2 separate regions of the Homo sapiens genome follow, and region 2 is linked to region 1. A link is a loop called in an ENCODE intact Hi-C map of the cell type or tissue named here. Cell type or tissue: upper lobe of right lung. All regions are shown on one strand. Links, peaks and the distances in the headings refer to the core of each region. The heading gives the core; the rest is flanking DNA. Region 1 overlaps SH3GL3 (SH3 domain containing GRB2 like 3, endophilin A3). Region 2 has its middle 10 kb from the start of SH3GL3.

Region 1 (16,212 bases), core at 4,433-12,432:
AAAAGAAAGAAAGAAAGAAAGAAAAAAAAAAAGAAATGATGGGGCACATTGCTGACTTGAAATAATAGTGACCAGGCTTTCCTGAGCACCACCCCTCGAGTGAGACCCTTTGGAAAGCTTGCAGTTGCTGACACGTGAAGTCAGACACTGACACCTGTGTGACACTGACATGCTTTTTGTTTGTTTGTTTAAATGTAAACAAAAATAGAATTGCCGAGGAGGATATTTCAAACAACCAACTGGTCATTAACACACACCACATGCGCGCGCACGCACACACACACACACTCTGCTCCCAAGGACTGATTGAGCCTAATGATTTTCAGTATTATGGCAGGCAGGTGCTGCTGTTTAGGAGGCAGAATCATAGGAGGGGACAGACCACCCCACCCCTAGTGAACACTAGCCTTGTGTGGCTGGTCCCAAGGTGCAGCTCAGCCTCTGCTCCCTAGGGAGGTGATGCGCATCACTGCGTCTTACCTTCCTTTCCTTCCTCTGACTCAGGCAATGAGTATTTACTCATTGTTGCACTGGGCCCTGTGCAACAACACACTGTGCTCATTACTGGGACTCCAGAGACAGGCTTTGCCCTCAAGGAGCTCAAAGTCTAGTTACTGGGAGGCAGAATATACAGGACATAATTATGAAAATAAAGTCCAGTGTGGTGCAGGGCAAGGGAAAGGCGGCAATATGCTGAAGAAAGATGGAAAGATGCCCTAAAAAGTACAGAGAATGGTGTCAGTAACGTGTAGAAGAGGGAATACTGTGGCATAATCAGTGGACAAGGAGTAGGCTGGTTTGACCTAAAATGCTATTAATACAGGACAAAGTGGGAGATAGCTATGGGAAAATGTGACTATGAATTGAACACCAAGCTAAGGATTTGAGATTTCATCCTGTAGGTGAGAGAGTGAATCACATACTAGTTTGTGGTATTTGAGATACTTTTAGATAGTCAAGAGATACACTTTTTTTCCTACTTTAATAATTTTGTACTATTTTTAATGTATTTTAAATCAATGCCTCCAAAACTTTAATGTGTATGTAAATAACCCAAGGATCTTGTTAAAATGTAGAGTGATTCCATCGGTCTGGGTTGAGCCTAATTCTGCATCTCCAGCAATAGAATGCACTGTGAGTAGTGACATTCCCGTGCCAGCTGTGAGTGCCACTCACATTCACCTGACATTCACAGTGCCAGCCTTTTTTGTTGTTGTTTTGAAACAACAACTGTTGCCCAGGCTGTAGTGCAGTGGTATGATCATGGCTCACTGTGGCCACAAACTCATGGGTTCAAGCGATCCTCCCACCTCAGCCTCCTGAGTAAAAATAGGACTACAGACGTGTTACCACACCTGGCTAATTTTGAAAATGTTTTGTAGACATAGAGTCTTGCTACATTGCCCAGGCTGGTCTTGAACTCTTGGCTTCAAGCAATCATCATGCCTTGGCCTCCCAAAGTGCTGGGATTACAGGCATAAGCCATTGTGCCTGGCCAGTGCCGGACTTTTGAACCTCACATTTATCCTCAAAGCATTTATCCTCCAGGTCCCCAAGCCCAAAGGCTTCACTCTCACACACTACACACACACACACACACACACACACACACACACACACACACTCTCTCTCTCTCTCTCTCTGCCCATCTTTCCCACTGTTGGAGGGGGATGTGGGATGCAGCAGGTATGTGGGTGAGAGCCATTAAACTGGATAAGAGGTTGCTAGGGCTGCCTCTTCTCTAGGAATAACCAGAGACCTCTAGCCAGTGGTGACACTTTTATTGTTGGCCAACACTTCCTTATCCCATTCAAGAGTCAGCTGGTTGAGGGTGAAGTATCTGTCTGATTTCATAGTGTACTCCAGCACCCCGAAATCCTCTAGTGCAGAGAAAGCACATATTAAATATTTGTTGACTGATATATCAGGAAAAGAAATTTGTGTGGCTGATTTCAATCACTGATGTGGCCAGGGAGGAGAAGATATATTTTTATGGTTTTCAAAGCTATTATCATCAATACAATTGTAAAGAACTTTAGACCTGCCTGGATACACCTGATAAAATTTATATTCTTAAATTTTTACTTTCTCAATTTTCAAATGGTTAGGTTTGTGCTGATTCCTACAGTCAAGGGAATCACAGGAACTCTACGCAGATAATAAATTCCTAAAAAGGAAAGGTGGCTTTAGAAATCCACAGAACTCAAAGCTTGGGCGCCCTCTATTGGTTCCTATAATTTACAACCTGGGAAAATCTCATCAATAGATGCTGCTTGGGGACCTAGAAACCCAGACCTTCAGTGGAGAAGCTGATGTGACACTGGATTTAAGCAGCCTTTCGTATTCACCACATCTTGTTTCTCCAGCATTTAAGCCACAAAGAGAAAGCTTTTTCAAATTAACATATACCTTTATGTATATAGTACACAAGGGCAGAATTTTTAAAAAAATTATAAAGAGGAAATAAGGAAGAAAATATTTGCCAAATGTTTAGTGGCTTTCTGAAGCAACTCATAAAACCTTTGCTCAGTGCTCTCTTGTTGCTATGACCAGCACTCCATTCGGATGATGTCAACTGAAATTCACAAAAATAGCTGTTCTCTTTCTCATCAGTAGGACCGAATGCAACTACCTTTGGTCACTGGAGACTCAGCTTTAAAAACTGAATTTCATTATTGGGACACAGACGACATTGTTTCTACATTATGTCAACTAAACACCAAGTAAACATGGGTTATTAGAGTCTGTGACAGCAAATGAACAAGAGAATATTTCAACTTTACCTGGATTTGGCTGAAGATATTCAGTGGTTTTTGAAAGAATTTCTGCAACAACTTTATTGGTAACATCTATTTTCTTAAAAGCAAAATTTAAAAAAAGTTAGTAAATGACAAACTCAATAAAATCACAAAAGAGCAAATAGAGGAGGAATTTTCATTAATTTAATTCTTCTAACACGATTATGATGATTTTAATCCAAATGAACGTTTTCAACATTTTTGGGAGAGGTGATATTTTCTCACTTTCTGATTTTTGGAACATCATTTCCTTCAAGTGATGTTGGAGAACTTTACTTTCCCTTTAAACATTAAAATGAATATTAAGGTAATATTTAGAAAATCTGGAAAAGTTATTATGCTCCACTAGATTATTAGATATACTTGGAAGTCTCTCAAAACTAACACTAGATATGAACCAAACTCTCCTTATCTGCTAGGTGAACTTGAATTTCTATACTTATATAAGGATGCCACAGTAATGATTCATATTAGCAACTGCCTCAGTAATCAACACTAAAAGAATCATAATCATTAGTATTATATTATAATACAATAAACACATTCATTTGTGCTATGGTCAGAAGATGTTAACATCAAAGTTTTCCCCAAACGTTCCCTGAAAGTTAACCCTTTCTGGTTAAGACTGAATCTTTCCTTCTGCAAAACCATTCCTGGACTTTCTGGTTGTTAGTTAACCAGAGAGTTAATATGGGAATAAACAATAAAGTTAAAATGCAAGTTGCAATAGCTTTATTTATACCATCAGTAGCCCAAAAGAAAAAGATCTCATTCATAAAAGCAATAAAAATGCAATAATGAAGAATAACTATTATGAGAAATTCACAACACCTATTTGAAAAACCACATTCTTAGATGGGAAAACTCAATTTTGTAAAGATATGCATTCTTCCCAAATTAACATGCAAAATTCATTCAAATCCCATCATAATTTCAATTTTTTCTTTTTTTTGTTAAAATTTGGCAAGCTGATAGTAAAGTGAGTCTTCATACTATATACATGATTAAAAATATCAACCTAAAAAAATCAGACTATAAAACGACTAACATACAGACAACAGTATTTTGAAATACTGGAGTGGGAAGAAACTTCTAACCAGGACCTGAAATTCAAATGTCATAAATAAAAAGACCAAAATTCTGACTCCGTAAAAACTTAAAAACTGAACATGAAAAGACATAGAGTATGTGAAGTTTGACAAAAGTGGCATAATATTCTAAACTCCCATTTAAACAAACAAGAAAGAAGGAAAAGGCTGGGCACGGTGGGACACACCTGTAATCCCAGCACTCTGGGAGGCTGAGGCAGGTGGATCACCTGAGGTCAGCAGTTCAAGACCAGGCTGGCCAATATGGTGAAATCCTATCTCTACAAAAATGCAAAAATTAGCCGGGCATGATGACGGGTGCCTATAATCCCAGCTATTTTGGAGGCTGAGGTGGGAGAATCGCTTGAACCTGGAAGGTGGAGGTTGCAGTGAGCCGAGATCACGCCACTACACTCCAGCCTGGGCAACAGAGCGAGACTCCATGTCTTAAAAAGAAAGAAGGAAAAGAGGAAAAACACAAGCTGCCTACAAAGATTTGAAAAAAATATTCAGAACTGTAAATAAAAAGGAGATGCTTTACATTCTCCAGATTGATAAAAACATTTTTAAAATCAGTTATACTCAATATCAGGTATTATATGGGTGTGGAGTAACACACAACAGGAATGCAAAATGATACGTTTTTGGAGATCAAGGGAGAAGTGCTTATTAATGGGCATATTAATAAACCAGCTATTATACTTCTAAGGATTTGTCCTTTTAGAAACACACGAGCAAATTGCAGTGAAGGAAAAACATGTTTGTTAGGCCATTTTATGTAATATTGAAAATGGAAATCAACAGGAGACTGATGGATAAATTATGAAACATCCAAGTAAAGGAATACTCTTTAATCATAAGGAAAAAAAATAAGGAAGATCGACATTCAAAGTACATACATAGAAAGCAAGCAAGCTGCAGAATGATTTATAATAGAAGACAAATCATTTTTGTAATTTAGAAAACTATGATCCTGCCAGGGTCACAAGTTTGCAACCAAGCAATCTTATCCAGCCTGAAATCGTATTTGTTCCCCTTAGGTAAATACATTAATTTGGGCTAAATAAATTAATCTGGAGCCCCAGGAAAGTTTTAAAAGACAGTACAGAAATGATAAAAAAGGAGTCAAACCTATATTACTGATACTTGTGTGCTGTGTGTGCAAGTGGGCATGTGAGTGTGCGTTTGGCCTAGTAACAAGTTTTGTGACTTTGAGCTCTCTTTGGTATGTTCAGCTATTTGCCAAGATTGTTGAAATGTTTAAGAGAATCTGATTAACTAAATATGTCTTATTAGTCACAAGAAATGTAAGGGCTTAGGAAAATGCTGTTAATAGATTTTATGTAAAGTTTGAGGGAGTCCTGTACCTTGCCTTTGTGATTATAGCTTGAAATGTCTAAGGGAATTTGCTTAATTATATAACTGGTGGTAAATATTTAAGGATTGAATCTGTTAAGCTTATGTGTTAATTAATGCAACCTCAAATGAAAATTAACTATAATGATTTTCATCATATAGCAAAATTACTAAATTTGGAAACAAGATTCATAAGTTCAGTTTAAAGCTTAAGAAAAATGAGGATTTTAGATTTATAATGTAACAAATTAGATATTAATTAAAATATAACTTAGAGTGCTCCCTTTGATATATACAACCCTTTTTGGACATGAAAAGCCACCACAAAGCTAAGAGTCATCTCTGAAAGATGATGATGAGAGGAATTAGAATGGGGATATTTTCTACTTCAGATCTTTTTTATATCTTTTGAAACAAAAAAGCCCAAGAAACAAATGACCAAAAACTTGCAGGTACCTTGTAGGCCCTGACATGCACATACTGGAGCTGCCTCCACACCAGCCCAAGCATCAAAACTAGAAATAAACCCTTTACAAATTGAAGAGTAAACATATTGGCTAATGTGGAGTCAAGATGAGCATTCAAAACAAAACAAAAAAACAACAACAAAAACTCATGTAGCTTAAAAACAAAATCTCCCTCCTAGAATAACTAGGGACACTATAGTGTGTGTGTGTGTGTGTGTGTGTGTGTGTGTGTGTGTGTGTGTGTGTGTGTTGTGTGTGTGTGTCTGTTCAAGTCAACCAAATGCTATGCAAATATCCTGCCAAACCATTAAGAAAAATAGAGGGAAGCAGAATGGTAAAAATTATTTTTTGTGAAGTCAACCTGGTATGACAGCATCTTGGTTAGTTAAGTCTGGAATTTCTGTTTAATGCTGGCACCCTGCCCATGAGGTGTCCCAAGGCCTGTGCCACTGACTCCCTTAGGCCCAGTCCCTGAGTGAGAGAGCTGCTAGCAGCTCTCATTTCTGACACTTATTTACAGCATTCTCTTTAAAAAATGCTATCAGTGGGCATATCCTCTTTCTTCTTCTTTATGTAATTTGTTTGTGTTTTTCCTTTTTCTCCCTCTTGGCCTCACTTGGTAGAGGTTTGTTGTCTTACAGCTTTTCTAAAGCTCTTGGCTTCATTGTTTCGATCTTTTGTGGTTATTGTTTTCTATTTTATTAATCTCTTTTTTTATCCATATTGATTTCTACCTTCTACCTAGAGTGATTTAATTTGCTGTTATTTTCCTAGCTTCTTGGATTGCATGATTTATTCATTTTCTCCCAACATTTATTTTCTTTAAATACATTTACAGTTTAGCCACATATCACAGGTTTTGACATACAGAATTGTCACTCATGCCTAAATAATGTCATTTTACTTTCCATTTCCTCTTTAAACTAAGAATTATTTTTACATATTTTTAAATTTCCAAACATCCAGAATTTAGAAGCTCTACTTTCCCTTATAATTCTTATGTTCTATGGAATCACTTTGGGAAATTTATCGAGTTTTTTTTTCTATAACCTAGTACATAATTGATAACCATATTTGTTCCAAAGGAATTTGAAAAATATGCACATTCTCCATTTGGGGAATGCAGATATCTATATTTATTTATAATCAAAGTTATTAATCATATTTTATGCAAATCCTCCATGAGCCTATTGATTATTGTCAGTTTAATCTATTATTTTATGAGAGAGGTATGTGAAGTCTACTTCTATTTTTATCAACTGTCTATGTATTTCTGACAGTTTCTACCTTAAAAATTCAGATGCTATGTTATGTAGTGCAGAATGGTTCATAACTATTATAATTTCCTGATAGACTACATTGACTGTATCTTTTTATAATTAAAAAGCTTTTTTAATTTAGTGCTTCTCTTGCATCAAATTTTATTTTGATTTTACTATTGTTCCTCTATTTTTATATGGTTAGCATTAATTATAGAATATTTTTTCCCATTACTTTCTCATTTCTGTATCATTTATTAGGTGGGTCTAATACCATCTAATGCATCTCTTCTGGAAAGTTTTAAAACTTCTGGTCATGTATTATATGTTTCCATGCTTTTCACTGCTGTAATAAAACAGATAATAGACTTTATATTTCTTCTGTAACTCACTGGGGTTTTTGGAGGTAAAAGGAGGTAAGCAAGAAGGATCTCAATCCATCAACCAAAACTAAAACTCTGGAAAAATGCTTTTAAATTTAACATTTCAACTGAATCATTTTGTTAGTAACAAAGCTATACATCACCTATTTGTATATTAAGAGTTTTTTTTAAGTAATTTAAGGTATGTCAATGGTGTGAACATGTTTCCATGGTTTTAAGGTTCAGAAATTAAGTTTTCTTTCAAAAGCAAAAACAAAATAAGCTTTTCTCCCTCAAGGCATTAACATTTCTAGACATTTAATAGTTCTCATCCAGAAAACAGAGAACTCCCTGGAAGATGAGCTGGCCAGAGCCAAGGTATCCTGGGGAGATACTCTCCCAGGCAGTGCGCAGCCTGGGGCTGGACTTCCTTCCCCAGCACCTGCTGACATCTCTGCTACCTACTGTATCTGCAGCCTTGATGTTACACCTGAGGGTGGATGCCTTGCTTCATTTCCTCCCTCTCTCCTCTGGGGTGGGGGGTCTAATTATTAAAACAAGGCTATGTTTAAAGGGCCCAGACAATGAGCAAAGAAACAGTATGTTGTTAATACTGGTGGTTCTAGTTCTGCCTCCACCTGAGCAACTCCACACAGCTGACTGGGAAACATGTTAAGGGACAGAGATGATACCATTTTTCTTTGGAGCATGTTACAATCATTTCTGTCTCAAGCCCGTCATATTTTTTGTAAGTTATTTCAAATACGTTAATGTTTGCATAATTCTCACAAAATCCATGTGAGACAAGCAGGGCACACTTGTCATCTCTGTATCAGTTCAAAAAGATGAATTCACTTATCCAAGTTCACACTCTGGTTCTACAGGCAGAACCAGGATAAAAGTTACTTGCTATGCAGCTCCTGCAACACATGGGAGCAGAGCCCAAGTCTTCCACACGGTAAATAAATCATTCTGCATTTCAAAAAATCTTGTCCCAGAAATACATTTTGATTCTCCAAAACATATACTACCAATTACTTTGGCCTTGCAGTAACTGCCAAGATTGCCCATCTTTTGCACATTCTGACTTCTGGCCACTAGAGGGTACCAGTTAGCCACATCGATCTCATTACTCGACCTGCCCAAACTGCATGTGGCTACAGGGGGAGGATCTGATTTGGGCTGGGACGTGGGAAAGTACTGCCTTGTAGATTGCATAATCCACACCTATATTTAAACATCCTAGATTTCCACTCGAATATCCTTTACAATAGCAGTATATCTCATATCACAATGAAAGTCAGTTTCTAATCAATTTACATATTAAAATGCTCTTACCCTTTCCATGTCAAGAAATTCATCGTCTAGTTTAGTTCCTTCAGCACCACTTATTTTTTCACTAAATAGCTGCAGAAATAAACATAAATAATTGCATTGTACAATGATTTCTTGTCACAGTTTTTTACCTAAATTATTAAAAACAGAAACAAAAAAACTTGGATTCAACTTGTTGGATTTTTTGAACTAACTCCTTTAAGAAAATTGTTGGAAGGGGTAACCATATCTAAAGGCACAGGAAGACATACATTTCTCATGCAGTCAACAGATATTTATTATGCACCTACTATGTGTAAAACACATGGTAAGTGCTGTAGGACATAGACAAGAGAGATACTTGTCATCAAGGAACACACAGTTCACCCAAAGAGTCAACACACAAACATTCAATTAAAAAACAAGAAAAGAACAATAAGAACCATTAAAAAATAATAGTACTAGAGACAAATTACTGTAAATGAACTAAGTGGTAGTCACTTCAGTGATGCACAGAATGGACTTTGAGAGCCCACGGCACTGGGAGTAGGTTCATGCGGGATGTGTTTCCTAGAAGATGTGGCATTTGAGCTGGCATTTTAAGGATAGAGAACATTTCATCGGGCGGCACTGAAGGAAAGGCCTTCTGGGATGAGGCATGGAAAAAAGAGCCAGGGGCAGGAATGGATAGGACAGGTTTTCTCAGCCTCGGCTTTATTGATATTTGTAGCAGATAATTATCTGTTGTGGGGGCTGTCCTGTGCACTGCAAGATGTTTAACAGCAACCCTGGTCTCTGCTTGCTAAAGGCCAGTACTACAAGCATGGACACACACACACATATACACACACACACACACACGGTTGTAACAACCAAAAATGTTGCCCAAGAGCTGAGGACAATTTGTGTATGGCCAATGTGCTAAGAAAAAAAAACAGCAATAAATTGTGTTTAACTGTGAAAACTAGTGCACAAGGAAGAATGGAGGAAAATAAAATCTGAAAGTTACGCAACGCCCAGAGCACAGGGATTCTCAAATGCCAAGCTAAAGAGTACGAGTGAGAGATCCCTAAAGAGTCTTCATCAAACACAGAGAAACCCTTTAGAAAAGCAAGTCTGGCACCAGTAGGGTTGGATTAAAGAACGAGGAAGACAAATTGGAAGAAGAAAATAAGTTCAATCATTTTCTTTAGCAAAACACATTAACATAATCTACGCCCTTAAAATAGTAATATGAATATGCAAATCCACAGTAAGGGAGGTGCCATCAATTAAAGGTGAAAAGATGGCAGGTTGTTTTAAATACAAGTGTAGTTACTACTACTATTACACATGCGGTATTACTATTTAATAGGAAAAATATAAGTGGAGATAGTATTTTACTTAAATTCGAAGTGTGAGAAGGAATTTCTTGAAGACAACAGATACAGAAGACTACAAAATGGCCAGGGTTCTCCATCCTCCCTGTCCTGCGTCTTTACAGTTCCTCCGAGCTAGAGTTGGAGTCTATCTTCCCACCTAGTGAATCTGGGCTGGGCTTGTGACTTGTTTTGACCCCACAGAAACAAGCCTAGCTAGGCAGGAAGAGATCTTGTGTGCTTCTACTCACTCTCTAGAAACACTGTTGCTACCCTGTGAACAAGCAAGCCCAGGCAAATTAACTGAATGGAGAGAAACAAGTGGCCCAGACACCCACCAAGGTACAACCAGTCCATCCCCAGAATCAGAGCCACCCAGCTGACCTGCAGGTGACTGCAGTAACGTGAGAGACCCCAGCTGAGATCAGCCCCATCTGCTGAGGCATGGGAACAGGAGTCCAATAAACGGTATTGCTTTAAACCACTGAATTTTGGAGTGGTTTGCCACATAATAGAAGTTATCTGGTACACTGAACAAGAATCCTTACTTTTCAGGCTGAGTACAGAAGTCAGAGAGAATTAACCTAATGTCTTGATACAAGGCATAACTTCCAATAGAAAAAATGAAAAATTTCATTTCCACACACCAAGCAGTGTTTTAACAGATGTGTCCATCAGTTAACTCTCCTAAACATTTTCATTGTTGTTGTTCAGTAGTGAAATCATCCAACATATTGGTTCTCAACTTTGGAGGTAATAGCCTGAGGATCTAAGGAAAGTTACACAATCTCTCCTGGGGTGGGGAGTGGCACCTCCACGTTTTGTTGCCATGGTAGAGTACAAAAGTGGCCACAGGCTTTGCAGCTCCTCTCATTAAGAAGTCTATTTTTCCACGCTTCGACTTGCTTTGGCCAATAGAAGAGTGTAAACCACACTGTATAGCTATAAATTCCAAATCAGTACTCACAAAGAGGCTCTACAGATACTTCTGCTCACTCTGTCAGGTCCGCTGTGACTGCTTCCACCTGACCAAGTCTGGGCTGCCTTGTTGGAGAATGAAAGACCACGTGGATCAGAGATCAGCCATCCCACCTGAGCAACCTCGGGCCATCAAGCCCTCAGCTCACCTGGCAGCTGACCGGCAACAGGTGAGTGAGCCCAGCAGCGATCAACCACACCAGCACATCCACCCACCCAGTGCTCCCAGCCCAAATTGCTGACCCACAGAATCATAAACTAAATGAACTTTTTTTTTTGTCTTAAGTCGCTGTGTTTTCGGATGGTGTGTTATATAGCAAAAGCTGACTGATACAGTGGCCTGCATTTCCTGTGACTATTGAAACCACAGAAGCCCACATGTAGATCCACGTTTTAAAATAACCATTTGAAAATCCCTTTGGCTTGGAGAGTTGGACCCGAAATCCCTTTAATCCGAACGAGTTCGCACTTGTTCAGGTTTTACTTGTTCTATTTTCAGAAACCAAAATGTCTAATAGAAGGAGTAGTGTTTCTACTTTCAAGAACAGAAACTAGTGACATGAATATATCTTGTTTGAAAAGACAACATATGGGATCATTTTCAACAGGAGTCACAGGTTAAGAGTCATGATCATTCGTTTCTGCTTTTCCTGAATTTCCCAGTGGTGTTTACTGTTTTGATACATTAAGTATAAATACACATATAGCATTAGCTGTTTAGGCCACGTAATTATATTTCAGAGGTCAGTCAATGAACAAATATTGTTTGTTGAGCATCTACTATGTGCAGGGACATGACTGGTACTTGGGATAGAAAGATAAAAAAAGATAGACGTGATTCCTACAGGGCACCTGGCCTCCTTCCAAGGTTACAAGGTTATTTCCTCTAGGTGCTGGAAGCTAAATATAAATACTCAAGCTTCTATTTCTGGTGAAGATGACTATTCAAATTCAACTCCGATGCACTCCCTATGCTCTGAATACAAATCAAGGATAGATTAAATATCAAAATATGCACTCTTTATGCCTTGAATACATAGCAAGGATAAATTAAATATCAAAAAAAGAAAACCAGAAAGATAAGCAATGCTCAAAAACAGAATAAACATTTTTGTGAATCTGAAAATGAACAGAAACACAACATGATGAACAAGGTTGAAGCCTCGGGCCTGCTGGGCTTCTTGCCTGCACACAGGCTATGACAGCCAGCAGTCTGGTTCCTGCTGAGTACAAAAGGATCTAAAAGTGCTCCATGAGACCAGAGTCTGGGTTCAAGTTCTGCTTACAGCTGGGGATGGAAAAGCAAATGAGGCTGGGAAAAAAAATTCAGATGTAAACCCCTGTCTGATGCTACCACATGTGGCAATCTGCAGGCCCAAGGAGACTGAAGAACAAAGAATCAGTCAAGTCACATCCCCACCCCCTCCAGCTCTGTGACTGGATCCAGATAGCCCCAATATCACCACAGAACAGAAACCACGGTTTTGTACTGGGGCCTTGGGAAGCTGGGTGGAAGAAGCCACAATCACTAGAGAGAAGTGAGCACAAGAAGTTGGAATTAAAATTCATCCTAGATCTAAATTCCAAGGCACATGAATAAAATATAACACCAAGAAAGAGAGCCGACAAAATCACATAACATAACATGAATTCACTTCTAGAGAAAACGGTTTTATGAAACAATATAGACTTTTTAATGTGTGTTTAGGATATTATTAAAATGATAGATAAAGGAATAACTTCTATTAATGAAGAGCAAACAATTATACAAAAGGGAAGAAATTTTCAAGATAGACATAAAACATTAGAAACAAAAAGTATTATATAGTCATAAAAATGAAAAACCCAATAGATGGGACAAACTCCAGCCTGGGCGCAATCAGGAAAGAACTGGTAAGCTGGAAAATATTAAGGAACTTAAAGAACATAAAATAAACAGAGATGAAGAGTTTTTTTAAGGAAATATCAGTTAATAGATATGAAGGATAAGTGAGAGATTCCAAGATATATCCAACAGGCACTCCAGAAAAAAACAACAGAATATAGGAGAATCAATATTTACAAGTAAAATGGCTCTTTTATCTTCTGTAATTGAAGGAAAATAGGAGTCTACAGTTTGGAAGCACACTCAAGTACCATGCAAGATGAATATTAATTCACACCCAGACGCAGCAAAACCTCAAAAATAAACAATCCTAAAACTATCGCAGGGGAAAAAACATCCAAAGCAACAATAAGATTGACAGCAGATTTCTCTTCTGCAACAGCAGATGCCAGGGACAATGAAGGAATGGCATCAAAGTGTTAAGAAGAAATCGGCTAGGCACGGGATTACAGATCATGCCTGTAATCCCAGCACTTTGGGAGGTTGAGGCGGGTGGATCACCTGAGGTCAGGTGTTCAAAACCAGCCTGGCCAACATGGTGAAACCCTGTCTCTACTAAAAATACAAAAATTAGCCGGGTGTGGTGGCGCAATAAAAATCTAGAATTTTCTGTCTCCCTAAACTGTTGTTTAAGAGCAAGGCTGGGTGCAGTGGCTCATGCCTGTAATCCCAACAGTTTGGGAGGCCGAAGTGGTGGATCACATGAGGTCAGGAGTTTGAGACCAGCCTGTCCAACATGGAGAAACCCCGTCTCTACTAAAAACACAAAATTAGCTGGGTGTGGTGGCGCATGCCTGTAATCCCAGCTACTCAGGAGGCTGAGGCAGGAGAATCGCTTGAACCCGGGAGGTAGACATTGCGGTGAGCCGGGATCGCGCCATTGCACTCCAGTCTGGGCAATAAGAGTGAAATTCCGTCTCAAAAAAAAAATCAGCTGGATGTGGTGGCACGTGCCTATAATCTCAGCCACTCAGAAGACTGAGGTGGGAGAATGGAAGAATCACTTGAACTCGGGAGGCAGAGGTTGCAATGAGCTGAGATCACACCACCGCACTCCAGCCTGAGTGACAAAGTGAGACTCTGTCTCAAAAAAAAAAAAAAAAAAGAGCGAGAGAAAGAAAATAAAGACATATTCAGACTTCACAGACTCAAATAACAGTGATGCTAAAGTATTACATCAAGGAAATAAAAACCGAACCAAGAGGGAAAGTATGGACCATAGGAAACAACGGTGAGAATAAAAATTGAGAAACTATGGTGGTAAATTTACCATTGAGTAAAGGCAAACAAACAAGCAAAAACCAATGTGTCTGAGTTTACACAAGGGCAAAATTAAAACCTTCAGCAATAATAACACAGAAATGGGGAAGGGTGTTGAGTGGATATTTCAAGCACACTAAGATTCATGTGTGTTCAGGAGGAGGTGAGAAATGGGTATAACTTTAGACATCATTACAATAATGCACAGCAGGTATCTGTGTTATATAACTAATGGTAACTCCTAAAAACACAAAACTATGATACCCATATAGAACTATGCATGTTATAACATAGTATCCATACCAGCACACTGTTAGAAAACCAGTATTTTTCAATCCAAAAGAAAACAAGGGAGAATAAAGGGAGAGGGAGGAAGAAGGAATGGCAAACAGAAACCACAAAATCAGATAGTAATAAGTCTAAATAGATCAGTAATGATCATCTATATAATTGGATTAAATTCAACATACTAAATAATAATAGAGTGAATTTTAACAATCTAGCTATATACATCTTCTAAGAGTCACAACTAAAACACAACACATAGAAAGACTGAAAAGACAAAATGTACATACTAGGAAAATGCTAATCAAAATAAAGCCTGCAGCAGTAATATCAGACAAGAGCTACCTGTCTTTGTTTTTTGTTTTTTTGAGACAGGGTCTCGCTTTGTTGCCCAGGCTGGAGTACAGTGGTGTGATCTCAGGAGTAGCTGAGACCACAGGTGCACAGCATCATGCCTGGCTCATTTTTGTATTTTTGTAGAGATGGGGTTTCTCTATGTTGCCCAGGCTGGTCTTGAGCTCCAAGGTTCAAGCGATCCTCCTGCCTCCACCTCCTAAAGTGCTGGGATTTCAGATATGAGCCACTGTGCCTGACCTAAGAAATACCTTCCTAAGGCAAAGCATTAATAGGAATAGAGACTCAATGTAATAATAAAAGGAGCAATCCACCAAAATTTTTATAATAATGATATTGTTTCCACTATTAGTATAACCTCCAAAAAATATAAAGCAAAACTGAAATAGTGAAACTGATAAACCCACAATTACAGCAGGAGATTTAACACAACTCCATCAGAAAACTGACATATCAAACATGATAAAAAATTGAAAAAGATATTGATTATCTGAATGACCAAAATAATAACCTTGGTCAACTATTATGCACATATACCTATATCCCCCAGCCAATAAATTTAAAAAATGTATATTCCTTGCAAGTACAGATAGAACATTACAAAAACTGACCATATATTATGTTGCTGCAAAATATTATAAGTAGTGGCAAAAACCACAATTACTTTTGCACCAACCTAATACTACGTAACAAAGTCAATCAATACCATATAGAGCATGTTTATTAGGTTTTGGGGTTTTTTAACCATAATGCAATTAAGTTAGGAACCAACAATAAAAATAAGTATATCAGCACAAAATTTTAAAATTCTGTCCTAAATAACAGATTAAAAAGAAAACCCCAATAGAAATTACCAAAAAATTTAACAACAATAAAAATATTATACATCAAAATCTGTGGTATGCAGCTAAAGCTGTATTCAAAAATCATTGTATAACCTTAAATACATTTCAAAGAACACCTCAATTTAATGTTTCAAACTGACACCACGTCATTCAATCTAATTTCTGAAACATCTAATATCTCAGGTTGGAAAGTCTACCAACTGTGCCAATTTGCTAGAGATGCAAAGATCAGTCACTCTCACAGGCCCACTGGAAAGCAGAAACACAAACAGCAATCCACAATGAGATCAATACTATTCTGTAATAGAGATGCAGAACTTGCCATTAAAACCCAGATGGAAGGAAGCAATTATATAAATGAGAAGGTGCCAAGAAAGTTCCAGAACAAAGCCTAGTAGGATATATGGAGTTCACCAGGGAGATAAGAAGAAAAGTGGCATTTCTGTCAGAAAGAATAGTATAAGCAAAGAAATGGCTGATTAAAAAATAGAGAGTCCAAATAGATCAGTAATGATTATCTACACAATTGGATTACATTCAACATACTAAATAATACTAGAGTGGATTTTAAAAAATCCAGCTATATGCAGCTTCTAAGAGATG
Region 2 (16,212 bases), core at 1,780-9,779, 120 kb after region 1:
CAAGGGCAGCATCTGATTGGTGGATTCACTCCATGGCAGATTTCCCTACTATAGGAGGAAGCTTCAGAGGTTAGGCAGCCAAATTTTATATATATATATATTATATCATATATTATATATATATAATATATACATTCTTTAATATATACCATGTTAGAGAATATATAATATATATTAGAGAATATATATAAAAATAATATATATAAGCAACAACAAATGCCCATTAAAGTGTATTTGGGTATCCTTAATCTCATGTCTTTTATTTATTTTTATAAAACTATAAATTTTCCTCCTGAGTATGGCTTTGGTTTCATACCTTGTTTTCATGAATGATATGGATCTCCTATTTTCTAAATAAAACTTGTCATTACAGTTTTGAGTTCCTCTTTGATCCAAATGTTATTCAGGATAATTTTTTAAAAAGCTTTTCTAGGCTGGGCATGGTGGCTCACGCCTATAATCCCAGCACGTTGGGAAGCCGAGGCAGGCAGATCACGAGGTCAGGAGAGCGAGACCATCCTGGCTAACACGGTGAAACCCCATCTCTACTAAAAAGTACAAAAAATTAGCCAGGCGTGGTGGCGGGCACCTGTAATCCCAGCTACTCGGGAGGCTGAGGCAGGAGAATGGCATGAACCTGGGAGGCGGAGCTTGCAGTGCGCCAAGATCGCACCACTGCACTCCAGCCTGGGCGACAGAGTGAGACTCAGTCTCAAAAATAAAAAAAATTAAAAAAATTAGCTGGTCATGGTGGTGCATGCCTGTAGTCCCAGCTACTCTGGAGGCAGAGGCAGGAGAATCACTTGAACTCAGGAGGTGGTGGTTGCAGTGAGCCAAGATGGTGCCACTGCCCTCTAGCCTGGGCGACAGAGTGAGACTCTGTTTAAAAAAAAAAAAAAAAAAAAAAAAACCTTTTCTAGGTGGTTTGATTTTTTAAAATTTATTCTATGTTAAATTCTAGACTTGTGATACTATCGTCAAATAACATGTCTTGAAAGGTTTTTTTTAAACATAGCCTGTCATGTTTCATTGTAAACACATATCATAGAGGTTTGAAATACTGTTCATTTTGTGTTTCTAATGTACAGTTTTTTAGTTCATCTGTAACAAGAGTGTGTATTCTACACAGCTTCTAGCTCAGAGGAAGATTTCCAACTCATGCTAGCTAGAGCCCCCTTGGCCAGCTCAAGGCTTTCCCCTTCACGTCACCATCACCCTTCAATCACTAAGGGCCCACAGCTCCTCTGTTTAGGGAAGGGGGGTACAAGTGTATACAAGTGTCCTGGACTGTTTGACAGATTTGTCTACATATGGAATGAAATTGATGGGGACTGGGAAGTGTCCTGAGGCACTGACACACATCCCTCTGAACTGAAGGATTTTTGGGCATTTGGTGGTCTTCACAAGTCAATGACAAGAGGGACACTGTGGTTGTCTCTGGCACTCTGCCAGATGGCCCATGTTCTGGCAGAGGTTTCAGTGTTCTCTTAAGCTCTTTTTCTTTTTTTCTTTTCTTTTTTTTGGAGATGGAGTCTCGCTCTGTCGCCCAGGCTGGAATGAGGTGGCACAAACTTGGCTCACTGCAACCTCCACCTCCTGGGTTCAGGTGATTCTCCTGCCTCAGCCTCCCAAGTAGCTGAGACTACAGGCATGCACCACCATGCCCAGCTAATTTTTTTTTTGTATTTTAGTAGAGACGGGGTTTTCCGGAGCTGAGGCAATCAGCCCACCTCAGCTTCCCAAAGTGCTGGGATTACAGGCGTGAACCACTGCTCCTGGCCTATGCTCTTTTTCTTGTGGCCTTTGACTCACCTCCAGGCCAGCTTTTGAGTCTAATGAGTATTTGCATTCCTTGTGTCTGGTTCTGTAGCAAGTGACTCATATCTATCTGGGGGGCATTGTTGGGGGGCAGAAGAATTCTGGGTAGGGGTTAGAAGGGGAGGGAAGCATGCTTATTAATGTTCAAAATATCCCATCATATATCTCATAAATCAGGTATGAGCATGTTCAAATGCTCTGTGTTCCAATATTTTTCTTTTTTTTTTTTTTTTTTTTTTTTTGAGATGGAGTCTCGCTCTTTCGCCCAGGCTGGAGTGCAGTTGCGCTATCTCGGTTCACTGCAAGCTCTGCCTCCTGGGTTCACACCATTCTCCTGCCTCAGCCTCCCGAGTAGCTGGGACTACAGGCGCCCGCCACCGTGCCCAGCTAATTTTTTGTATTTTTAGTAGAGACGGAGTTTCACCATGTTAGCCAGGATGGTCTCGATCTCCTGACCTCGTGATCCGCCCGCCTCGGCCTCCCAAAGTGCTGGGATTACATATTTTTCTACTTTATTCGTCAAAGAGAGGTACTATATTCTACTCTACAATCTCTTGCTACAATTGTGATTATGTCTGTTGCGTCTTATATTTGGGACTTTTGTTCTAAACATTTCAGTGCTATGGTATTCTGTTTATAGGTATTTATTATTGTCATATCTTCCTTGTCGATTTTTTCTTTTATCTGTAGAAAAAAACATATTTTGTCCTACTTACAGCTTTTTGCCTTCTATTTTACTTTGCCACATACCCATATTTGTATCCTTACTTTTTGTGTATATGTGCTTCTTATGTCTTAATTGGTCTTTTGGCCTTTCATTTTGTTGTAGACACGTGCTGCTATAAACAGAGTAAAATTTAATTTTGTTTCTGGACCAAAATATGTCTTTGCCGTTTCCTAGAGAGATTTAAGCATTTATATTTATTACAAAAAGAAAAATTGTCATTGTGTGGTATGTTATTATTTTTCTTCTACATAGTTCCTTTTTGGGTTTTTTTTGGGTTTTTGTTGTTGTTGTTGTTGTTGTTGTGTTGTTGTTTTGAGACAGGGTCTTGCTCTGTTACCCAGGCTCTGGAGTGCAATAGCACAATCATGGCTCACTGAAGTCACAACCTGGGCTCACGTGATCCTCCCACCTCTCCCTCCCAGGTAGCTGGGACCACAGGCACATGCCACCACACCAAGCTGATTTTTTTTTTTTTTTTTGTACAATGGGGTCTCACTATGTTGCCCAGGCTGGTCTCAAACTCCTGGGCCCGAGTGATTCTCCTGCCTTGGCCTCCCAAAATGTTGGGATTATAGGCATAAGCCATCATGCCCAGCCATAGTTCTTTCTTCTATCATTATTATCTATCTATTACTCAGATTTTCTTTGCTTTTTCTTCCTCTTTGCTTTTGGAAATTATTCATCTAATTTTTACTCAATGAGTGATTACCACTGACCTAAAATATATTTGAATTTATATTCTCTATCAGCATCAATAATTAAACACTTTATGGAAGCCACGGCATGACTAGAATGAGCCATGGTCAGAGCACATCCACTAGGGCCACCTCATCACCTCCTTCTACTCAGACCACCTCCTGCTCCATATGAGAACCCTCAGGCAGAGACCAGAATGGGCCCAGTACCTTTTTTCTGAAACAGCAAATGAACCAGGGGGAGACTAGGGTGCAGAGTGTTGGTTTTAAGACACGGGGGCAAAGATGGAGTGACGAGAATTTAAAAACAAGTTTTGAGATAAAAGAATTGTGAAACTGTTTGAAATTCAAAATATTTTCATAAGTATATATTTTCTATTATACAATAACATTTAGAGGAAATTTGGAAATCATCAAAAAATAAAAGGATGGAAAAACTACCTTTGGAATCATATTTGAAACAATCACTCTTAATATTTTGGTATATTTTTCTTGTAGAGTATTTTTCCTGTAAAATTTAAGCATAACAGTGACATGACTATGCATACTGTATTTTCTTTGTTCTCTTAGTTAACTGAGCATTTCCTATATTGTCTAGTCTTCACACACAACATTTTAATGACAACTTAAACCATTGTAGATATATCAAATTATATTTGATTATTTTCCATTAATACACATGTAAAGGTTCCCACCCCCCATATTTTTCCTGATTTAAATAATGCCACATTAAACATCTTTTTCCATATTAAAGTTTTCTTTCTATATTTAGGAATGGACTTTCCTTAGGATGGACTCCACTCTGAGATGTAAAATTAGTGCATCAAAGAATTTGAACAATTCTAAATACTATATATATGTATGTAAAATGCAGTTTTCATTGCTCCCATGATACACAGTCATTAGAGAAGCATCTTGTAAAAAAAAAAAAAAAAAAAAAAAAAAGGCGGGAGGAGGAGAAACGAGGCAAAGAAACATGGATATGGGATTTGTGTCTTCCACTTGCCTTGAATTGAATTTAATGTCATTAAAAAATTCACTGGCCAGGCGCAATGGCTCACACCTGTAATCCCAGTGCACTTTGGGAAGCCAATGCGGGTGGATCACTTGAGGCCACGAGTTGGAGACTAGCCTGGGCAACAGGGCAAAACCCCGTCTCTACCAAAAATACAAAAAATTAGCCGGGCGTGGTGGTGCACACCTGTAGTCCCAGCTACTCAGAGGCTGAGGTGGGAGAATCACTTGAACCTGGGAGGTGGAGTTTGCAGTGAGCTGAGATTGCACTACTGCACTCCAGCCTGGGCAACAGAGTGAGACCTGTCTCAAAAAAAAAAAAACACAAAAAACAAACAAAAACAACAACAACAACTCATCAACCTGTAGCCTAATACACGCTCCAGATTGCAGTGCCTGGCAGACCTCGGAGAGCCAAGTTCAAATACTGATGCCTTCTATTAACCTTAAAATGTTAGCTTAACCATGACCTCTCTACGTCTAGCTTTCTCTCTCTCTTTTTTTCCTGAAAAAAAAAAATCTCTTACCCAAACTTTCTTCTTAGGAGGCCTCCTGGGTTACTTGTGCATGAAAGGGTGGGGCTTTGGCCCACTAACTGCATAGCAGTTGTGCAGTGTGCCAAGTATTTAGATAAACCAGATCTAGAAGCATTATTTCTCTCAGTTGAATTCCCTCACATACCTGGCTGCAGCAGAAAGCTGAAAGCACAGATACTGTTTTTGCTTTCCTTGTAACTTCATAGGTGTTTTTTTGTTTTTTTTTTCCACATCTGGGAAAGATGTGTGCCCACCGATGAGGTAACAGCAGACATGATGAATCCCAGATGTTGAACATGGCAATTTGCCTTGAACTCACAAGATCACAACTGGGAACAAACGTACAGATTTTCTTTGCTTATTGTTTTACAAGAAGCTGAGGGAAAATCAATTGACAGTTAAGAAAAGGCCAGAAAGACTTTTCATTTTAAAATGTAGAGGAAAAATCTGAAGTATTTTTATTTGTTTAAAAATGAGGATGGGGCCGGGCATAGCGGCTCCCGCCTGTAGTCCCAACACTTTGGGAGGCCGAGGCAGGCCACTTGAGGCCAGGAGTTCGAGACCACCCTGGCCAAATAGAGAAACGCTGTCTCTACTAAAAAATATAATTACTTGGATGAGGCCGGGCGCGGTGGCTCACGCCTGCAACCCAGCACTTTGGGAGGCCGAGGCAGGCGATTCACGAGGTCAGGAGATTGAGACCATCCTGGCTAACAAGGTGAAACCCCGTCTCTACTAAAAATACAAAAATTAGCCAGGAGTGTTGGCGAACGCCTGTAGTCCCAGCTACTTGGGAGGCTGAGGTGTGAACCCTCAGCCTTGAGGAGAATGGCGTGAACCTGGGAGGCGGAGCTTGCAGTGAGCCGAGATCGCGCCACTGCACTCCAGCCTGGGCGACAGAGCGAGACTCCGTCTCAAAAAAAAACACACACACACACAATTAGTTGGGTGTGTGGGTGTGGTGGCACTTGCCTGTAAACCTAGCTTCTTGGGAGGCTGAGGCACGAGAATCACTTGAACCCAGGGCAGAGGTTGCAGTGAGCCGAGATGGCACCACTGCACTCCAGCCTGGGTGACAGAGCGAGACTCTGTCTCAAAAAAAAAAAAAAAAAAAAAAGGATGGGGTAAAGAGCACACTGCACAACTGCTATGCATCTCAATAGTAAAGGCAAAAGGGAATTAATGCATGTCATAGTTATCTACAATGCTTGACTCTGCTTTTCCGGAACCTATCAACAAACATTCAGTTAGAATTCTGGGCCATGCTGTAATTCCAATTAGCCTTTGTTAATTACATAGGTGCCATTTTACATTTCCATATTTTACCCTGGAGGATTTATTTTTCACTTCTACTAAAGAGATGCATAAAAGTTTGTGTTGGGGATGAGGAATTAGCCGAGCGACGCAGATGGCGTTCATAAACCCCTGCTGCCACCTTGTGGTGGTGTTGAGAAGCGACAGAGGTAAGCCTTTCTGAACTGTGAGTCTATAGTGGTTAGTTTCATGTCGTTTACTTCTAACTTTTAAAAAAGCACACTAGCATCTTGAGTCTTGACACAACAGCTCATTTTAATGGTGTGGCATGCAAAAATGTTGCCACAGAAATTTTCAGTTCTTACTGGAAGAATCTCAAGAAGAGCTGTCCCATCCCTATGGCATCAGCCATATAGGTAGAAGAACACATAGAAAATGGTATCATGCTACCAGAGGAGGAATTCGGAGAAAAAGGAAGTGACCACTAGAGTCAATGGTTACAATAGCAGTCCCCGGCTGGGCGAAGTGGCTCACACCTGTAATCCCAGCACTTTGGGAGGCCAAGGCAGGAGGATCACTTGAGCCCGGGAGTTCAAGGCAGGAGTGAGCTATGATTGCACTCCAGCCTGGGCAACGGAGAGAGACTCTGTCTCTAAAAATCAACAAAAACAACAAAAAGCACACAATGCCATCATTTTCTATCTATTCCCTCTACTCACTTTATTCCCTTCCATGGCACTTTATCTACCTGATATTTTAGTATATATGTATATATATACACATACATATATATGTTTTAGATTGTCATTTATCTCCCACTACCAGAGTGAGTGAAAGCACTATTAAGCAGCACTGCCCAGTTGAACTTTCTATGATGATGGACATGTTCTCTATCTGTGCTGTCCAATATTGGCAACCACTACCCAACTGTGGCTATCAATCACTGAAAAGTTGACAATGGATGCTTTCATTTTGAATTTAATTTTAATTAATTAAAATTAAATAGCCACACGTGGCTAGTGCTACTGTGTTGGACAACGCAGCTTTAGAAGGGCAAGAGAATTAATCTGCTTTATTTACTGCAACCTCCCAATACCAGAGAATAGCTGGAGTCCTAGAGCGGCTCAAAAAACATAAATATTCAGTTAATGAATAAATAAATAACCATGAATAGAGCAGACAAGCACCTAAAATAATGTATCAGATTTAACATGAAGTTGGGGGTGATGATTAAAGAGGAGTGGTGGTAAAAGTAGGTGGTGTTAAGGGCCAAGAAAATGTGAGAGGTCATTGTCATGTTGTGCATTCAGGGGGAAGTGAGCAGTGGTCCTGCTAGTACTGACCTCCAAGGAACGGTGTGTTTTCTCTGCAGCCAGAGGTTGCACTAACAGCTGGGAATCCTGCCGTGATGGTCAGCAGCGGAGGGAGCACAGGAAATAGGGTCTTCTCGTGGGGACATCTGGCCAGGTGTCCACAGCAGCTGTCACAAAAGATAGGAAGTTCCCATCTAATGTGGCCTTGTCCCTGATCTTGTGGGAGCCCTGGCCCCTTAAGAGCACTATGAGATTGATAACAATGTCCTCACAGGTGTTGTAGGACCTAAGGAAGCGCCGTTAAATGCACGAGACGTTTAATTAGTAGCATTATTACCTATGGCTTGATCCTTTCCTGGTCACTGGTCAGGGTTACATAGAAATCTCTGGCCTTCATTGGCCATGGGAGATTGTTGCCCTAGATCCCACCGGTCTAAGCTTGCTTAAACTCCTCTACCTGTCTACTCCAGTCACCAACTGGTACTAATGCTTTAACTGTGCCCATTGTCCCCATTCCCCTTTGAGAAAAAATGTCAAATTCTTTTTACAAAATATGCTAAATGAATGCATTGAAGACACCAGTCATCAAGACTCAGAGGCAATAGTTACAGAATTGTATTTTACTAAATTATTCTAAGAAAATCCAGAAAGAATGACACATTTAATTTTAAGGCCAAAATGCTTGCTGGGCCACTAAAAAGTGTGCTTTTTCTACCCATTTTTCTATGAGTCATAGAAAAAAAATAAATCCCCAGATTGACTTTATATTTCTCTTTTCAGTTGTCCTTGTGAAAAGAAATTGTGGTTCCCTTTTAGTGTAAGATGCTGCTGCATTTGCAAATGTAGCAGCAATGTACTTAGCATCTGGTATTTCAGGAATCTCCCCCTTGTGTTATGTGTGCCTCTAATCATACAAGAAAAGTTTAGACAGTGTCTATCCCTGAGTTGATTTGTATTTTAGTTAGTCTATTACTGTTAGGATTACGGTCTATAGGGGGCAGTGAGGGACCTGAAAGTAAAACAGCGGAGCTTTAAAATGCACACTGTCCAGGGTGATTCCATCGCTCTCTAAAGCAGTGCTTTACAATCTTTAATGTGCACGTGGATCCCCTGGGGCACCGGTTAGAATGCAGGTTCTGTTTCCCTGGGTCTGCACGAGGGCCCAAGGCCTGAGCCTCTGCATTTCTACCAAGCTCCAAGGTGATGACAGTGTTGCTGGTCTGGGACCACAGTTAGTAGCAAGGCTGTAGGTGACAAGTCCCCATCAGTCTCACAGAGACCCAGGATGCAGTTTTTCTACTTAACACACCTTCGTTACATGAATAGTGAACATGCACAGCCAACAGCTCCTGAGTTCGATAAATTGACTGGATGGAAAATAGCTGAGTACCAGCTATGTCTTTCCCTTGGCCATGGGGATGGCATTTTTTCTCTTCTGGGTTAGCATCTCTGCTGGTAAACTTTAGAGGCTGATATCATCATCACTTTGGCCCTGGTGGGTATAAAGTTCTGAGCCTGATTTTGCCAGATTTTGTCCAAGGAATAGAATATGCCCCAACCCATGAAGCACAGAACTAGTGGCCTGCAGCCACCTTCCACAGCCCAGGCCATAGGAGGCCCCTGGATATGCGAGGGGAAAGAATTCACAGTGTGCACAGAACGTGCCAGGCCCACGGTGCACTCTCATGGCCACTCTTTGAGATATGCGTGACCAAGTCAGGGATGAGGAGACAGAGCTCGGAAAGATGAAGTGTTACGCAACAAAATGTGATTGACTCGCCTCACAGGCTGTGGCTACAGAAGCCCGCACATTGGCCTGGAGAGAACCAGGACCTGGGTGCACTTGACTATTCCTTGCTCTAAAGCACACTAGGTTTCATTCATTGCTTCATTTATTTGACACACATTTATTAAGCACCTAAGAGTGTCTGGCCTTGTGCTGGGAGCCAAGTCAGTAGAGATGAAGGTTTTTATTCTATAGAAGCTCACATTTGAAACACATGGGCAGCTTTCCATAAAGTGTCCCATGTGGTCTTAGGAAAAGCAGGAGTCTAGAGAAGTGGCTGGAGTCTAGTGAGTCCCTGCCTCTGACTCCTTCAAGTGCTTTTCCCTGACCAGAGAAATGCAAGACTATTCATTTAGTATTACATGGTGTGTATTTGGAGACTGGATTACTTTGTGCCTTAATGTGATCTTTATTTCACTGTAGTGACGGATGGCTTTATTCTCCTCACTACCAGACCCTGAGCTGGAAAATTTGGCTTAGTAAGCCTGTGTTAGACTCACTGGCACTGTTCCATCCTTGTGGCTTTGCCTGACTCCTGACCCTTTCCTGCCCACTCCCTCTGGGGAAGGAGAGCCAGTGCAGCTGAAGTGATGGAGGACTTTCAGGGTGCCGACGCACACACTCCGCACCCAGCCTCCTCGTGCTCTGCCAGCTCATTTTGGTCAAGCTTCTGGAAGACAAAGTTTACCTTGCCCGCTTCTGTACACACACACCCCCCCCCCCCGCCCACGAAACTAGTACAGAACCTGACAAACTGCCCACACACAAAACAATTTTTGAGAAGCCACTGAATGACTTAAAAATCTTACCCATGGGTTTGCAGAGCAGGAAGGGACTGACTTCAAAGTTCATTTCGTTTTGGGCAAAACTGATGTAAGCTGTTAGAAATCAGGATACTGTTTACCCTTAGGAGAGGCAGTCCTGACAGGAACGGGTCACGATGAAGCCATGGGTGCCGCTAATATTTGAATTCTCAGTCTGTGTGCACACGAGGGTTAATTCTGTGAGTCCATTGAGTCCTAGTCTTAAAATATGTGCACTTTTCTATATGCATGAAGAAACTACATTAAGTTCATAGCTTTTGACTACATCTAGCAGAAAGTTTTAAAAGAGGAATTAAATAATAATGCTTAAATCAATGACAATGCACAAATGCCCTGAATTTTCTCCTTTGCAGGTCCATCACTTCTGTTTAAAAACAAAACAAATCACCAATCACCTAATCCTGGCCACCCCCGTGCAATACATTTAAGGCTCAAAACTTCAAAAACAACCCGTCCTCTCCTGTTTTCCATTCTGCTTTTGCCCTTCCCCCGACTGACACTTGTGGGATGACCTCACCTGATTTCTATATAGAAAATTGTGTCCAGCTGGTGTTAGTTCCCTCCAGCCCCCTCATCTCCACTTGAATGTGATCCTGGGAACCTGCGTTTTCCTCTCATACTTCCTTCTGATTGTGGGGAAAAGGACCCCCATCTCCTCTTCTCTCTGCAGCTCACTTCCAGGAAAGTGTGGCCCTCACACATCCCCCCAGGAGGGGAGCATGCCCGCCCTAAGGTAGCAAATGCTGGATGTTCCAGACCTGGCCCCAACTCATTTTCCAAGTTCTTCAGTTTCAGGAAAATAATTTGAGACTCTTCTCTACCTTTGAAGGACATTGGTAGGGTTGTCTCCTGGGATTTGTGAGTTTATCTTTTATACAATCTTGACCCTTTGATTTCTGTCTTACATTTTCTTGATTTCCCAATATGGGGTCTAATTTTAAGTGGTTCTGGAAGTTTGGATGTTCAGGCTCTTGCAAATAATTTGGTTGAATGGACTGAAACACTCGAGTTTCCCTGAATACCTGAAATTTCTTAACTCTCTAAACTGGGTACTTTGGCTATGCAGTCTCAGAGTCCAAGGTCCAGCTCTTGTTTTTCTGTTCTTCACAAGACCCAGATAAAGTGTGTAGGAGAGAAGTACCAGGTGCCACCCAATCTCGGTCCCGACTTGCTGGAGGGCCCTGAAGAAGCTGTTTGCATAAAAGCCAAAGCATCGATTCCCTTAACGACACATTTTTCTAAAATTTACAGTTGTATGATCTATTCTAGTTCACATGTGACATGAGATTCCCACAGGCATTTAACCTAGGGAGTGAAGTCTAAGTGTGCTTCCTTGAGTAGGCATCTTGTTCAGGGCACAACCCACGCTTTTGGAGATTTGGGGTAAGTTTTGATGTCTTTCTGATTCCTCTACTTTTGATCATATTAGTAACTATTTTTTAGCCAATCCTTCTAAGGGTACTTCAACTTTATTTTCATGTCTCTAGTACATATTTAACAAATTCCTAGAATTTATATCCAATATATCAGATGTATCTCTTTGAAGTGTCTTATTTCCACTTTGCTGCCTAAAAATTGATTTTATAGAACTTGGTGCACCATAGGAAACTATTAAGCAAATCGTGGCATACAGAGGGTTTATACCAAATTAATGAGGCCGCCCAGATAGAATGAAAAAAGGCAAGAGCTATAACATAACTTCATTCAGCTCCTTTGCACTTTTATTTATTTATTTGTGTACCTTTAAAAACAAAGAATTAGGGATCATAAAATTCTAATTGATACATCCAACATTATTTGCTTAAATTTAAAAAATATTTTTGTAATTTTTTTCCCTCCTCCATTTTCTTCCTAGAGCCCACCCCCTCCAGGCTAAGATAATTGAACAAGATGCTCATAATATTACCCAAGTCTTAGAAGAAGACAGACACTCCTCAGGATAATAAAACACAGGAGATATGCCAACAGCACAAGATATCTGATATATTTTAGGTAATCCACCTGGAGACCAGATGACCATAATGGCCTTTTTCCATCCCACCAGCCGGATCTGAGGCTCCCTTTACCCTGTCTCCAGCAACGGGTCTGGACAAAACAGGAAAACCCACTCCAAAGGGCTAATCCACAGACTGACAATGCATAGCCAGGGCCAGGGCCCAGGAAAAAGATGAGGGGTAAAAGGGCTGACAGCAAGAGATGGGACGGAAGAGATCCAAGGGCATCTCCTTCTGCTTCTGCACTGACAGAGTCATTATGGACTGCGAGTACATGTGGAAGAGATACTGAGAAGACAGAGAAATATGATTGACTATAAAGGGTGCCCCCAAGCTTGGAATAAGGCCTACTACTCAGAAATGGTACATGGGGATGAGCTGAGTAGACTATTCCTTAACCACTCCTTTTACTCCGAATACAATCATGACAAAACAACATTTTGGTTAATAACGGGCCACATATGCAATAGTGGTCCCATAAGATTTTAATACTGTTTTTGTTTCTTTGCTGCTTGTTTGTTTTTAGAGACAAGATCTCACTCTGTTACTCAGGCTGGAATGCAGTGATGCGATCATAGCTCGCTGCAGCCTCCAACTCCTGGGCTACAGCTATCTGCCCACCTTACCTCTCAATAAGTAGCTAGGATTACAGGTGCAAGCCACCATACTCAGCTAATTTTTAAAAATATTTTTGCAGAGATGGAGTTTCACTATGTTTCCCAGGCTGGTCTCAAATTCCTGGCCTCAAAAGATCCTCCTGCCTTGCCTCCCAAAGCACTGGGATTATAGGTATAAGTCACTGCACCAAGGCCTAATACTGTATTTTTAGTGTACCTTATTTATGTTTAGATACACGAATACTTACCATTATGTTATAATTGCCTACAATATTCAATACAGTAGCATACTGTACAGGTCTGTAGCCTAGGAACAATAGGCCACACTATATAGGCTAGGTGTATAGTAGACTAGACCATTTAGGTTTGTGCATGTATACCCTATGAAGTTTGCATGATGATGAAATCACCTCATGATGCATTTCTCAGAACCTATCCCCATTGTTAATTAAGCATGACTTTAGACCGATTCTATCACTTGAACAATGAAGTTAAGAATTGATTGAAGGAAGTTTTCACTTAACCAAGGCAGATGGAACACACATGTTTACCTCCACCTCTTCCCAAAACCTCATAGAAGGACACTAAAGGAATAAGAAGGAGAATGACAGACTACAGATGTCAATCAAATTTGTGAATATGTAAAGCAGTTGTATGAATGGTACAGACTTAGCTGTGAAAGCAGAAATCTGACTGCCTGCAGGGGAAGAGAAACTGGTAAAAAGAAACTGACTCCCAGCCCAGAAGCCTGGGAAGTTTCAGGAATTGAGATAAAAGCACTTGCAAAGGGAGAGGACAGGATGGGTTAAGCAGTGCGAGTGAGTTCCTAAAAGCAGAACTCACTCCAGGAGGGCTGTCTGTAAGGGAAAACCAGGAAACTCGGATGTTACTTGAGTGTGTGTGACAGCATCAGAAATGTGTAAGAGTTATTTCAGAATGTTTGGGGCTGAATCAGTGATAATTAATGTCTATAAAACTCAGGAAATAAAAAGTAAGACAATTATTTAAAATGGTATAAGTTAAGTAAAATCATAATACATGCTCTAGCTATGAATAGTATTTTCATAGTCACAATGACAATACAAAATCTTCACTTGACAAAAAAATGTGATATAGGTTGGGAGCAGTAGCTCATGCCTGTAATCCCAGCACTTTGGGAGGCCAAGGTGGGCAGATCACCTGAGGTCAGAAGTTCCAGACCAGCCTGGCCAACATGGTGAAACCCCATCTCTACTAAAAACACAAAAAGTGAGCCAGGCGTGGTGGCAGGCACCTGTAGTCCTAGCTACTTGGGAGGTTGAGGCAGGAGAATCACTTGAACTCAGGAGGTGTAGGTTGCAGTGAGCTGAGATAGTACCACTGCATTCCAGCGTGGGCGACAGAGTGAGACTCCGTCTCAAAAAAAAAGTGATAACTACACTGGGAGGACGGGGAGAGGGAATGTATGGTGGTTTAGAAAGTATAATAGAATTTCAGTCATAAAGTCGATAGATGATTTCTAAAATTTCAAAAATCATAAGCAGTAGTATAAACATGTTGTGTAGAAATATCAAGATTTTAAAAAGAGAGACAGAAGAAAAACTTAGAAGAGTTTTAAGGATTTCTTCTGAGTGGTGAAGATGGGAAGCAGAAACTGAGGTTCCAGGAGACTACAGTAGAGGACTGCCTACTTTCCTATAAGTCACTCAGTATCATTTGTCTTTTAAAATTATGCACATATATTGCTTTGGTCAGAATTAAATTACTTTTTAAAAAGGAATTTGTTAGGCTTTTTTTTTAATTAAGTGTGTGTGCACATGCGTGTGTGCTTTTGGTTGAGAAAGAATTAGACCACAACTTTACTGCTCCTAATCACCAGCAGATGTGTGGGGTTCTTCATGGTATAAGGGGGGGGTGGGATTGGAAGAGACCACAACATGTGACCAGCCTAGCAGCGGACCAGTAAGACTGATTTGGTCTGCCGGCTACTCCTTCCTTTCCTCTAACTTAAAGTGCATAGCTGCCTAGAATTAGAGAGCTGTGATGCAGGGTCTAGCTATATTTGTTTGAATTCCACTGAACTGAGCCAAGAGGTACCTGCTTTGGAAGCTAAACAGATTGGTTCTCGGGGATGAAAATAGCCCCAAGACATGTTGCATGGAGGGAGAAAAGACTATTTAGAGATAGCAGTGGTATCTGTGCTAGAGCTACTGAAAGTGCACCTGGTTTGAGAATAGACGTGTCAATTGAGGACTGGGATCACACCTTATTTTGCAACATGGAAGATGCTTCCCACACAGGCCTCCCAGAACACATGCAAGAGGAAGTAGCCCATAGAAACTAGTGGGTACAACTTCATTGTAGGGTGCAATTCTTTTTTGAAAGTTGAGTCAACTTTTAGAAGGATGGCAAATCTATAAACAAAATTGAGCTGGCCTTCCACATTTGCTGGTGTAGTGACTAAGTGGGCTTCTTGGGTGCTTAACTAGTGTTTACACAGTATTTTGTTCATCCTTAATTTTAACCCATATATATATCCTTGTTTTAAAGTGAGTTTCTTATAGATAACATATAATTGGTTCTTCCTTTTTAAAATTCAATCTGACAATATCTTTTAGTTGGAGCGCTTAGACCATTTACATTTAATTTAATCATTAATAAGGTTGGGTTTAAATCTACCATCTTTCTATTTGTTTTCTATTTTTCCCATTTGTTCTTCATTCCCTTTTTCCTCTTTTTCCATCTTCATTTGTGTTAATTATTACTTTTTAGGATTCCATTTCATTTCAACAATTGGCTTATCAACTATAGCTTTTTGTTGTGTTTTGTTTTAGTAGCTGCTTTAGGTTTATAATATTCATCTTTAACAACATCACAGTCTACCTACAAATAATATTCTACCACTTCATATATTATGTATGAAACTTACAACAGTGAACTTATATTTTTCCCTCCCATCCTTCGTGTTCTTCTTTTCTTACTTTTTATGTCTACATATATCATAAACTCCATAATATACTTTATTTTATTTGTTTTAAACAGTCAATTGTATTCAAAATAATTTTTTTAATGAAAAAAGTGTATCTTTTTTTTTTTTTTTTTTTTTTGAGATGGAGTCTCACTCTGTCACCCAGGCTGGAGTGCAGTAGCATGATCTTGGCTCACTTTAAGCTCTGCCTCCCAGATTCACACCATTCTCCTGCCTCAGCCTCCCGAGTAGCTGGGACTACAGGCACCCACCCCCACGCCTGGCTAATTTTTTGTATTTTCAGTAGAAATGGAGTTTCACCATGTTAGCCAGGATGGTCTTGATCTCCTGACCTCGTGATCCACCCACCTCGGCTTCCCAAAGTGCTGGGATTACAGGGGTGAGCCACTGCACCCAGCTGTGTATCTTATATTTACCCATGTTTACCATTTCCAGTGCTCTTTTTTTCTTTTTCTTTTGTCCAAGTCTCGATTTCCATCTGGTGTCATTTTCCTTCTGTCTAAAAAAATTGCTGTTATATCTTTTGTGGTGCAGGTCTACTGGCAATGAATTATCTCAGCTTTTTTGTGTGGGAAAAAATTTTATTACACACTTATTTTTGAAAGATATCTTCAGTGGATATAAAATTCTAGGTTGACAGATTTATTTCAGCACTTGAAACAAGCC

What was found. Peaks named below come from ENCODE experiments on the same cell type or tissue, not always from the same donor. Only the 100,000 strongest peaks of a DNase experiment are listed, where the experiment ranks them.
Region 2: it touches region 1 in a loop (6-fold over the local background); 95 of 110 quality-filtered maps call a loop at or near these places.

The regions. Positions count from the first base shown.
Region 1 is chr15:83,551,778-83,567,989 of GRCh38, reverse strand. It overlaps SH3GL3 (SH3 domain containing GRB2 like 3, endophilin A3), which reads right to left. Exons shown (of 9, transcript NM_003027.5): 2 at 8,669-8,737; 3 at 2,784-2,856. Among named protein-coding and RNA genes, the nearest start is that of ADAMTSL3, 94 kb to the left of the region's middle. In upper lobe of right lung, for the core only: a CTCF peak has its summit at 8,421 (motif pointing right); no DNase peak of the experiment used is centred there; H3K27me3 peaks cover 692 bases.
Region 2 is chr15:83,428,887-83,445,098 of GRCh38, reverse strand. No RefSeq gene overlaps it. Among named protein-coding and RNA genes, the nearest start is that of SH3GL3, 10 kb to the left of the region's middle. In upper lobe of right lung, for the core only: CTCF peaks have their summits at 6,242 (motif pointing left) and 8,332 (motif pointing right); a DNase peak (open chromatin) is centred at 6,217; H3K27me3 peaks cover 842 bases.